Linked DNA regions of Homo sapiens: region 1 is linked to region 2. A link is a contact called in ENCODE Hi-C data. All regions are on one chromosome and are shown on one strand. Each heading gives the region's core, a stretch centred on a gene start or an enhancer-like site at or near the end of the contact. The rest is flanking DNA. Distances are from core to core; before and after follow the strand shown. Region 1 holds the start of CRYBB1 (crystallin beta B1). Region 2 has its middle 48 kb from the start of IGLL5.

Region 1 (4,397 bases), core at 1-2,500, 3.7 Mb after region 2:
CGATGGAGTAGCTGCTATCATGATCCCCTCTGAGCAGCAGGGGGCTGGAGAAGGAAGGGGCCCAGCTCAGGCCCAAACAGCTACTAAGTGGTAGGGCTCTGATTTCAACTCAAGGAAATGGAGCCAGCAACTGGGCTTTTAAAGTATTCTGCCATTTGCTTAATCTGATTTATTCACCGTCCATCCCTAACACTTGCTCTGCACCTGGCACATAGGAGATGCCCAATTAACATTTGTTCAGAGAATGAATGAATGCATGCTCCCAGCTCCTTTCCCCGTCTGCTTCCTCTGAGGGGTTGGTGTATGGGTGCAAATACAGGCCGGGGACTGAGGCTTATGGGAGGACCCAAGAGGATGTATTTACTGCATGTGGAGGGTTCTGAAAATGAGGACTGGGGCTGGGTAGGCTTTGGGTGGAGAGGGCTTTGGTCAATTCCAGTGGTTCCTTGTTGCTTTGGGGTCGTGGACTCCTTTGAATGTTTGATGAATACCTCAACTTTGTCCCCGGACAAAAATAATGCTCTCTTTAACTTTGGAGACAATGTTAAGGGATTTGAGGACCCCCTGCTAGCACAGATTAAGACCCTCTGGTCAAGCTGATTCCCGAACACATTCTGTAAGGCGGAGCTAGTTGGGATAAGCACATCCCTCCCCCAGCCTCCTCCAGGAAGGCTGTGCATATTCTGGGGTGCCCCCTGTTCACCAGGGGTGAGGCCAGACATCTGGACCACATCTGTGGCTTTAAACACTCCCCCAGGGCTGGCAGCTGGACTCATGCCTTCCTGGAGATATTCTCATTCTCTCTCTCTCCCTGCTTCACCCTCTCCCTCTGTTCCTCCTCTCTTCCCTGTCTTTGCCTCTCTATCTGTTTCTTACTTCTCTCCCTCTTTCTGCCTATCTGCCTGTCTGTTTCTCTCCCTCTCTGTTCCTCTCTCCCCCACTATCTCTCCCTCATTGTATCTTTGCTTATCTCTCTATCTGTCCTTTTTAATTATATTTACTTCTCTCTCTATTTCTGTCTTTTCTCACTCTCTCCCCTCTCCCTCTCCCTCCCTTTCTTCCTCTCTCCACTTCCGTCTTTATCTCCATGGCCCTGCTCTCTGACTCTCATGGCACTGCTATCTCTGCCTCCCTCTCTCTGTCTCCCTTTTCTCTTCCCCTCCCCTTCAGCTCTCAGCTGGGCTGTGGGTTCCCTCTTACCTGGGGACTTGCTACTTCCTGCTGGAGGACAGGCAGGCGGGCAGGTGCTATGGGTGACTAGAGTCCGACCCCCCATTTTATAGTCTGGCAGACATCAGGCCCTATAGTCTGTGGCACAAAGGGGAAGCTGGCTCAGCAGGCCTGGGCAGGGAGTGGGGGACTGGGGCCCTGACCTCGCCTGGATCACTGCAGACAGCAGCACTTTCCTTTGTGAGACCAGCACACACAGCAGAAACCCTGGCCACAGCAGCTTCACCTTCCAACCCTACCCTGACTCCTTTCTCAACAACCCCAGCCAGGGATGGGCCCCCAAAAGGGTCCCTGCTGGCTGCCAACATGGGGCAGGGAAAAGGGGAGACCCTGGGAGGCAGGAGACCAGAGTTTGAATCCTGACTCAGCCACTGCGCGCTGTGTGGCTTTTGGTAGGTCTCTACCCCTAGGGGGGCCTCTGTGTCTGCAATTATAAGGTGGGCACGTGTCCCTGTTGGATGCCATATAGAAAAGAAGGTGACAATGAGCACAGAAGCGTTTTGTAAAGGCAGATGTGGGTTTGATATGGACAGCCTTTTTTACGGAGTGCTTACTGTGTGCCGAACCCGTGTTATCTCGGTCAGTCCCCGGGACAATCTGCCTTATTTGGTACTTTCATTATGCCCATTTCACAGAAGAGGAAAGTGAAGGCACAGAGAGGTCAGAGCCAGCCCAGGCCAGCCAGCTCTGGGCCTGTGTGCTTTCTTCTCCTGCTGTCCAGCCTTGACCTTGGCCTGAGGCCCCCTGGCCTGACTTCCTCTTTGTAGGTTGGGGTGGGAATGGGAGAGTCGCACTGTGCTCAGCTGGGTTGGATATCGGAGACCTGGGTCTTTTTCTTTTCCCCACATTGGGCCCCATCCTTTCCTGACCTATCGACAGTGATCCCTCTCGCCACCCCAGTTCCCCGCCTCTACCCAGGCCACGTTATCTGACCTGGAGGACAGTGCTGGTGGCCAGAAATATGACTGCCTGTCCCAGAGCCTCCTGCCCTGGCAAGCCCCAGATGCCCACCACATCTTGTTCACCACTGGCCCCAGCACCTAGCTGGGCCTGGCTAGGTAGAGCTTGGCACATCATGGGTTCTCAGTCAATAACTGGTGACTCAATGGTGGTTCCAATGGATCGGAACAGAAGGTAGGGTACGGAGGAGATAGGGAAACCAAGGCAAGGAGAGAGAAGTAAGGAGGCAGATAGAAGTAACAGACAAAGAGAGAGGTGGAGACAGAGACACAGAGAGGCACAGGGGACATGGACAGTGAAGGAGCGAGAGACGGAGAGACAGAGGTCAAGTTGGGGTGATCAAGCCTCAGGACGGAGGAACAGACGCCAGAAATCACAGGGCCCAATCCTCCCATTTCACAAATGGAGAAACCGAGGCCCAGGTGGAACAAATGACTTCAACATAGTCACATGGCGGGAACTCACAGTACAGCTGGGGTCAGAAGGAGCCTGGGGAGCTGCTCAGCTAGGTCACCTGCAGTCGGCTCCCCAGTCCCAGGCAGGGTATATTGCGGGGGCATCTGGATAGGCTCCTGTCTCTTCTTTTTCGGGGTTCTAGGCTCCCCGTGGAGCCCAGCTCTGTCTTGAACTCTCCCTGGCCTGGAGCCAGCTTTGCCTCTGTCCCTCCACCACCCAGCACCCCCTCGCTTCCTAGCCTCTCCTTGGCCTTTCATCCTGGGCCAAGACTTGGTGGGTGGGGTGTGGGCAGGAACTGCAAGATGGGGTAGCCACTGGAACTGGGGCCAAGACGCCTGTGGTGAGGGCCCACCCACCAGTCTAGGCTTCAAAGCCAGGTCATCTGGGGCAGTTCCGTGCCCCCCCTAAAGCCCCAGGAATGGGCTGTCTGCCAGAGGGTGGGGGCAGAGAAGGGGGATGGCCCACCATGTTGGTGGCTCCACTCTGAGCATTTATTATTATTATTGTATCCTTCATTATATCTTTTTCTTTTTTGCCCTGTCTTATGGAGCCAATTTATTTTCTTTTCTTTTTTTCTTTTCTTTTTTTTTTTTTGCATTGTCCTGTACTCCTCAGTATAAGGATGAAGTCTCTGGGATTAACCCCAATTACGGATAAGGAAACTGAAGCAACTCCCTTTCCTTCCTCTCTCTCAGCCACTTTCTCATAAAAATGGAAATGTAAGATAAAATTGGAACTCACATCTTCTTTACTCATGAACCCAGGCTCTTAAAAACTATGCACCCCTGCTTTTTGATCAACAATTAATAATAATCATCTTTCTTATTAGCAATGGTGATGATGAAGATGATGGAAATACCACAATATTTTTTATGTTGCAGGAGCAATTCCAGCTGCTGTTCATGTGCTATTCACATTTATCCTCACAATCCCCCTGTTTCTTAGACTAATCCCAACTTACCTTGTTACACCCATTTTACACACAAGTAAACTGAGGCTCAGAGTGCGTAAGTAACATGCTTAAAAGTTACCCAGCCAGCACCAGTGGGATGCAAACCCAGGCAGTCTGGCTGTAGAGGGTGCATTGTTAACCTTTCATTTTCATGCCAACCCTTCATCAAAGTCATGCATTCCTTTTTTTTTTTTTTTTTTTTTTTTTTGAGACGGGGTCTTGCTCTGTCACCCAGGGTCAAGAGAAATGGCATGATCTTGGCTCACTGAAACCCCTGCCTCCAGGTTCAAGCAATTCTCCTGCCTCAGCCTCCCTAGTAGCTGGGATTACAGGCGCCCGCGCTACTCCCGGCTAATTTTTGTGTTTTTAGTAGAGACGGGGTTTCACCATGTTGGCCAGCCTGGTCTTGAACTCCTGACCTCAGGTGATCCACCCACCTCGGCCTCCCAAAGTGCTGAGATTACAGGCGTGAGCCATTGCGCCCAGCCTAAAGTCATGCGTTTGATAGAGCTGCATTTCACCCTCTTAAAAGGAAACTGGTGTGGCCACTTTACAGGTCATGAGCAGGACTCAGGTGTCCTCCAGGTCACACGGATGGTAAGAAAGAAGCAGGGCTGGATTTCATCTCAGATGATCTGGTTTCCAGTCATGCTGTTTTCCTATGCTTGTTACACCCATTTTACACACAAGTATGTATGTATGAGGGACCTCTTAGGTCCCTCATACGCCAATTCAGAGGGCAGGGTTTCGGGACAAGAGGCACACAGCAAATTGTACAAGTCCTGGATATTTGGCAAGT
Region 2 (4,382 bases), core at 728-3,227:
AGCATCCCTTCTTCCCACAGGGCCACAGTAGTGCACAAGGGCCCTCATGGAAGCACCCTGAAAGCTCACCTCAAAGGCCCCATACTCTGTCCCCCACGTCACCTGGCCTGCCACCCTACTTAATACCCAGGAAGTCCTTGGAGTCTGTGCCACATGGATGGGCTCCAAGATGGACCAGGCTTCCAGGGGGGCAGGGAACAAGGGAGAAAAGAGGTCTGGGCCCTGCATAGGACACAGGTAGTGACCACCCGGTGGAGGAGAGGGAATGAGCAGAGGATGCTGGGAGCCAGGCCCAAGGCAGGGCCCTGCAGGGTGCACAGTTCTCTGGGTTGGACGGTGGACCAAGGCCATGAACATTCATGCTGGTCCAGGCCAGTGGACCAGAGTGCCCCAAGCCCCAGAGCTCTGCAGAGGGGCAGGGGCAGGGCCCAGAGAGAGCAAGGCCGAGAGTAGAGGCCCTAAACCTCAGGTCTGACCACATCTGCAACTCTACAGGTAGCTGCATCCTGTGTTGAGACGCTATTGAGTGGCCTTATCGTCCCGTACCATTTATAAAACACGTGGACACATGTTATCCACCTGAGCCACTCAGGGATTCTGTGAGGCCACAGCCAGAATCATGGTCCCATTTCACAGGTAGGAAAACTGAGGCCCAGAGCAGTTAGATCCCAAAAAGCCAGAGCCAGCTCTGTGGTGTCCTGACTTCCAGCCCAGGGCCTCCCATCTGACAAATGGAGAAACAGACCAGGAGAGAAAGGGATCTGCCCGAGCTCACATAGGCGCCCCTGTGTGGAGGGGCCCATGTAGAGGGGCCCATGTGGAGGGGACCTGTATGGAGGGTGGCATGTGGAGGGGCCCACGTGTGGAGGGGCCCATGTGTGGAGGGGCCCGTGTGGAGGGATCATGTGTGGAGGGGCCCGTGTGGAGGGATCATGTGTGGAGGGGCCCATGTGGAGGGGCCTGTGTGGAGAAATCATGTGTGGAGGGGCCCATGTGGAGGGGCCTGCGTGGAGGGGCCCGCGTGGAGGGATCATGTGTGAAGGGGCCCGCATGGAGGGGCCTGTCGGTAGGGTGCCAGGTAGAGGGGCCCATGTGGAGGGGATCTGTTGGAGGGTGCCTGTGTGGAGGGGGCCTGTGTGGAGGGGACCTGTGTGGAGGGGCCCGTGTGGAGGGCGCTGTGTGGTGGGACCCGTGTGGAGGAGCCTGCATGGAGAAGACCTGTATGGAGGGTGGCTGTGTGGACCACTGCCCTCTGCCAGAGACCAGATTGTTCACTTCCTCCACCATTCCACAGCTCCAGCCCCATTTCAGGGGTGCAGAAAAGAGGCCTGAAAGCAGCATGGATGAGAGTTAGGGCTACAGGCCCTGATGGCCATTCCTTCCCTGTGCCTTGGGAGATGCAAGGAAGGAGGGTGGCTGCAAAGGCCTGTGGGAGCCCAGAGCACTGTTCTTCCCAAAGGGGCATCTGCCCTGGGAGCCCAGACCTCAGTGTCAGACAGAGAAGGGGTCCCCCCACCATGCTCAGCCCTCATCAACCCTTGACCTTGAGCAATCTGCTTCTCTTCTGTAGCCCTCAGTTTCCTCATCTGCCCAAGGGGGTGATAAGAGTCCCTCCCCACAAGGTAGGTTTGCGGATTGAGATGATGCCTAAGCTGTGCCTGGCCTATGGGGACCCTCACCTACCCTCAGTCATTGCTCTTGCCTGGGCCTGCGGGTGACACTGTGTGAACCTGGGCAAATGCCTTTGCCTTCCTGGGCCCAGCCTTCCCTCTGGTCAAGGAGGAACTGGGTCAGGGACCCCGAGTGCCAGCCATTCAGGAAACCAGCAGATTCCTGGGTGAAGGGGTTGGCCAGGGAGGCCTGAGATGGGAGTAGGGTGGGGGCCAGGCCAAGGGATGGGGTTGGGGGATGCGCTTTCCCAGCTCTGGTGGCCCTGCCTGCAGCTGGCCACCCCTGGAAATCCCCAGGCTAAATTTAACCCCAAGTTGGCTGAAACCAGAACTCAGAGTGACAAAAGGAGAAAAATAAGAGGAAGAGAAACTGAGCTCATGGCCACCCGGGCATGGGATGAGTGACAAACAGGCCCAGGTGTGGCCCAGGAGGAGCATGGGGCAGTTTCAGGGCTGCTGCTGGATGTTTGTGCAGCTCACAGGTGGGGGCAGTAGAGCCTGCGCCCCACCCCACCCCCTCCTAGTCCAGCCCCTGGGCCTGATGCTGCCCCCTGGCTGCCTCCCCACACCCTGAGCTCCATCCTGGGTCCCAGGGTCCACCAGAAGGCATCTCAGAACCAGCCAGCAGTGGCCCTGATTGTCAGCAGGACCCCAGGGAGGGGGGTGGCCAGGACAGGGCTCTGAAGCCCCCACCCCAGGACCTTCCCTGGGCAGAACGAGTTGGTGAGGGAGTGATGAGCAACCACAGGCCTCCTAACTTCCCAAGCTGGCGATTCTGAGAGGCCTCAAGGCTGAGACACGGTTCAGCCTTTTAGGCCCTCCTGAACGTGTCCCCTGTCTCCACAGCCTGGGAATGCACTCTCTTTTGACCCAGAAATCCTGCTCATAAGAATTTATCATGGAGATGCCAGAGAGCCAGTGCATGTGGATGTTAGCCAGGGAGCTAACAGCAAAACGTGACAGAAAAGAGCCCGAGAGCAGATGCCAGCCTCACATCCACATCCCCAGATGGCCTTGGAGAAGGGCCATAGACAGATGTTCACAACAGGGCAAGAAGAAGTGAGGAAAGAAGTTCCCATCTTTGTGATAAGCCCATGATTTCATGCAGAAAAAGATCTGGAAGGCGCCATACCAACGCGCTAACAGGGCCTCTTGGGCAGTGCAGGATCAGAGACTTGCTTTGTATTCTTATTTAATTTTTCCTGTTTTCAGATTTTATAATCGGAGAACAAAACATTAAGCCAATTTAAGATGTAAGATCCTATAAAAATGCTGTATTCGATGATGCGAATGGCATCTGAAAAGCCTTGAACATATTATCCCAAAGAGGCCACCAGATAAGACGTGACCTGTGTGTGCATGAATCCCTGCATTTTTATCCATACCTAGATGCACATCCGTATCCACATCTATTCCCCGGGGCTACCGGTTGCGGGGGTAAACTGTAGGTAATATTGGTTTTCATTTTGTACATCTAACTTTTTTCATTTTTTGACAATCATTATACATTTATTATTATGAAAAATAGAAGGTTTTGTCACTTAAATCAACATGTTTATTCCAATTCACTTAACATTCAGCAAATATTTCTTGTGTGTCTGCTACACCCACAACAGTCAGGGTGCAGGGTTTGAGATTACACTGATGAGAAGACAGAGTGTTCTCTCTTGAGGAGTAGTACAATGGGGGATTATATGGAAGAGGTCACTACGATCCTAACATGGATTCGCATCCTGTATGTCTTAGGTGCTGCCCAAAGCCCGAAATTGTCTCACAGCTCCAGCCAGCTCAGAGGCAGGAAGCCCAGGGAAAGTTGCTGAGTCATAAAAATGGAAAGAGAGGGCATTCCAGGGGGGATGAGTACCTAGCAGCCGACATTTAGCAAAGAGGATTGGAAAATGAACCCCCCCTTAAAATACAGTTAAACACAGAGGAGGGAGCAACTGCAAACAAAAAGTTTAAGCGATTTCTGCAAAGAGCAATAAAAGCCATAGAGCAGCTTGGGACAAGGTCAGGTCAGGATGAGCAGAAGTTGGGAAGGAAAGAAGGAAGCCAGGATGGACTTGGAGAGTTTTTACCAGTTCCTCAGGCAGGAAGAATTGTATGGTAGGTCAGAGCATATTTCTAGGAAGACCTCGGTTGACAAATTTCTCTGCCACTGAGAGATGACAATTTACCTTGGTAGCTAATCTCTCTCCTCATGTTCCCATCTATTTGATATTGATTTAATATGAGTAGCTACCTCCCATGTGTATAATAGGAAATGTATGGGAGAATGCATATTAATTCCTGAATAGAATATCTGGTTCCATGAATGATGGAAGTTGGTTTAGAATTTATTATTGGAAACTCACCCTGCACTACCTATAGTTGGTTTATTTTAATTATACTTATATTCATTATATAGTAACTCATATATATTTGTCATTTCTTTTCTTATATTCAAAAAGTCTCTACATAAATAAACTCTGCACCTATGGTCATTGCTGGGTATCTGTTCTATACACAGCAAGGAGCCAGACGCCCTATCTTACTTGTTCACTTTCCAGCTTCTCCTTAGAAAAAAAAATACAAGTTTTTAACCCAATTCTATGAGTCTAGTACTGTGACCCAAAACCCAAAGGGCAGGAACTCAACAGCCACCTCTCCATCCTGCCTGCCTCCCAACCCACATTCCCCTTCCAGAACCCTCACTGATGAGGGAAAAGATGA

The links. Hi-C counts contacts between places; a loop is a spot of excess contacts on that map. Pooled maps may share reads with other maps.
Region 1: a loop to region 2 is called in a map with no recorded cell type, with 12 times the contacts of the local background. The contact joins the promoter of CRYBB1 here to the enhancer-like site in region 2. A Hi-C loop is called at or near these places in 2 of 37 single-sample maps with no recorded cell type and 2 of 50 pooled maps.

The regions. Positions count from the first base shown.
Region 1 is chr22:26,616,777-26,621,173 of GRCh38, forward strand. CRYBB1 (crystallin beta B1) reads right to left here and starts at 1,251. Exons shown (of 6, transcript NM_001887.4): 1 at 1,201-1,251. It also overlaps a transcript of CRYBA4 not described here. RefSeq lists enhancers at 305-982, 1,661-2,336.
Region 2 is chr22:22,933,719-22,938,100 of GRCh38, forward strand. No RefSeq gene overlaps it. Among named protein-coding and RNA genes, the nearest start is that of IGLL5, 48 kb to the left of the region's middle. RefSeq lists a silencer at 480-569 and an enhancer at 1,740-2,119. Within about 2 kb of position 1,978, at least 4 of the 41 ENCODE cell types and tissues checked have a DNase peak (open chromatin) inside an H3K27ac peak, as active enhancers do.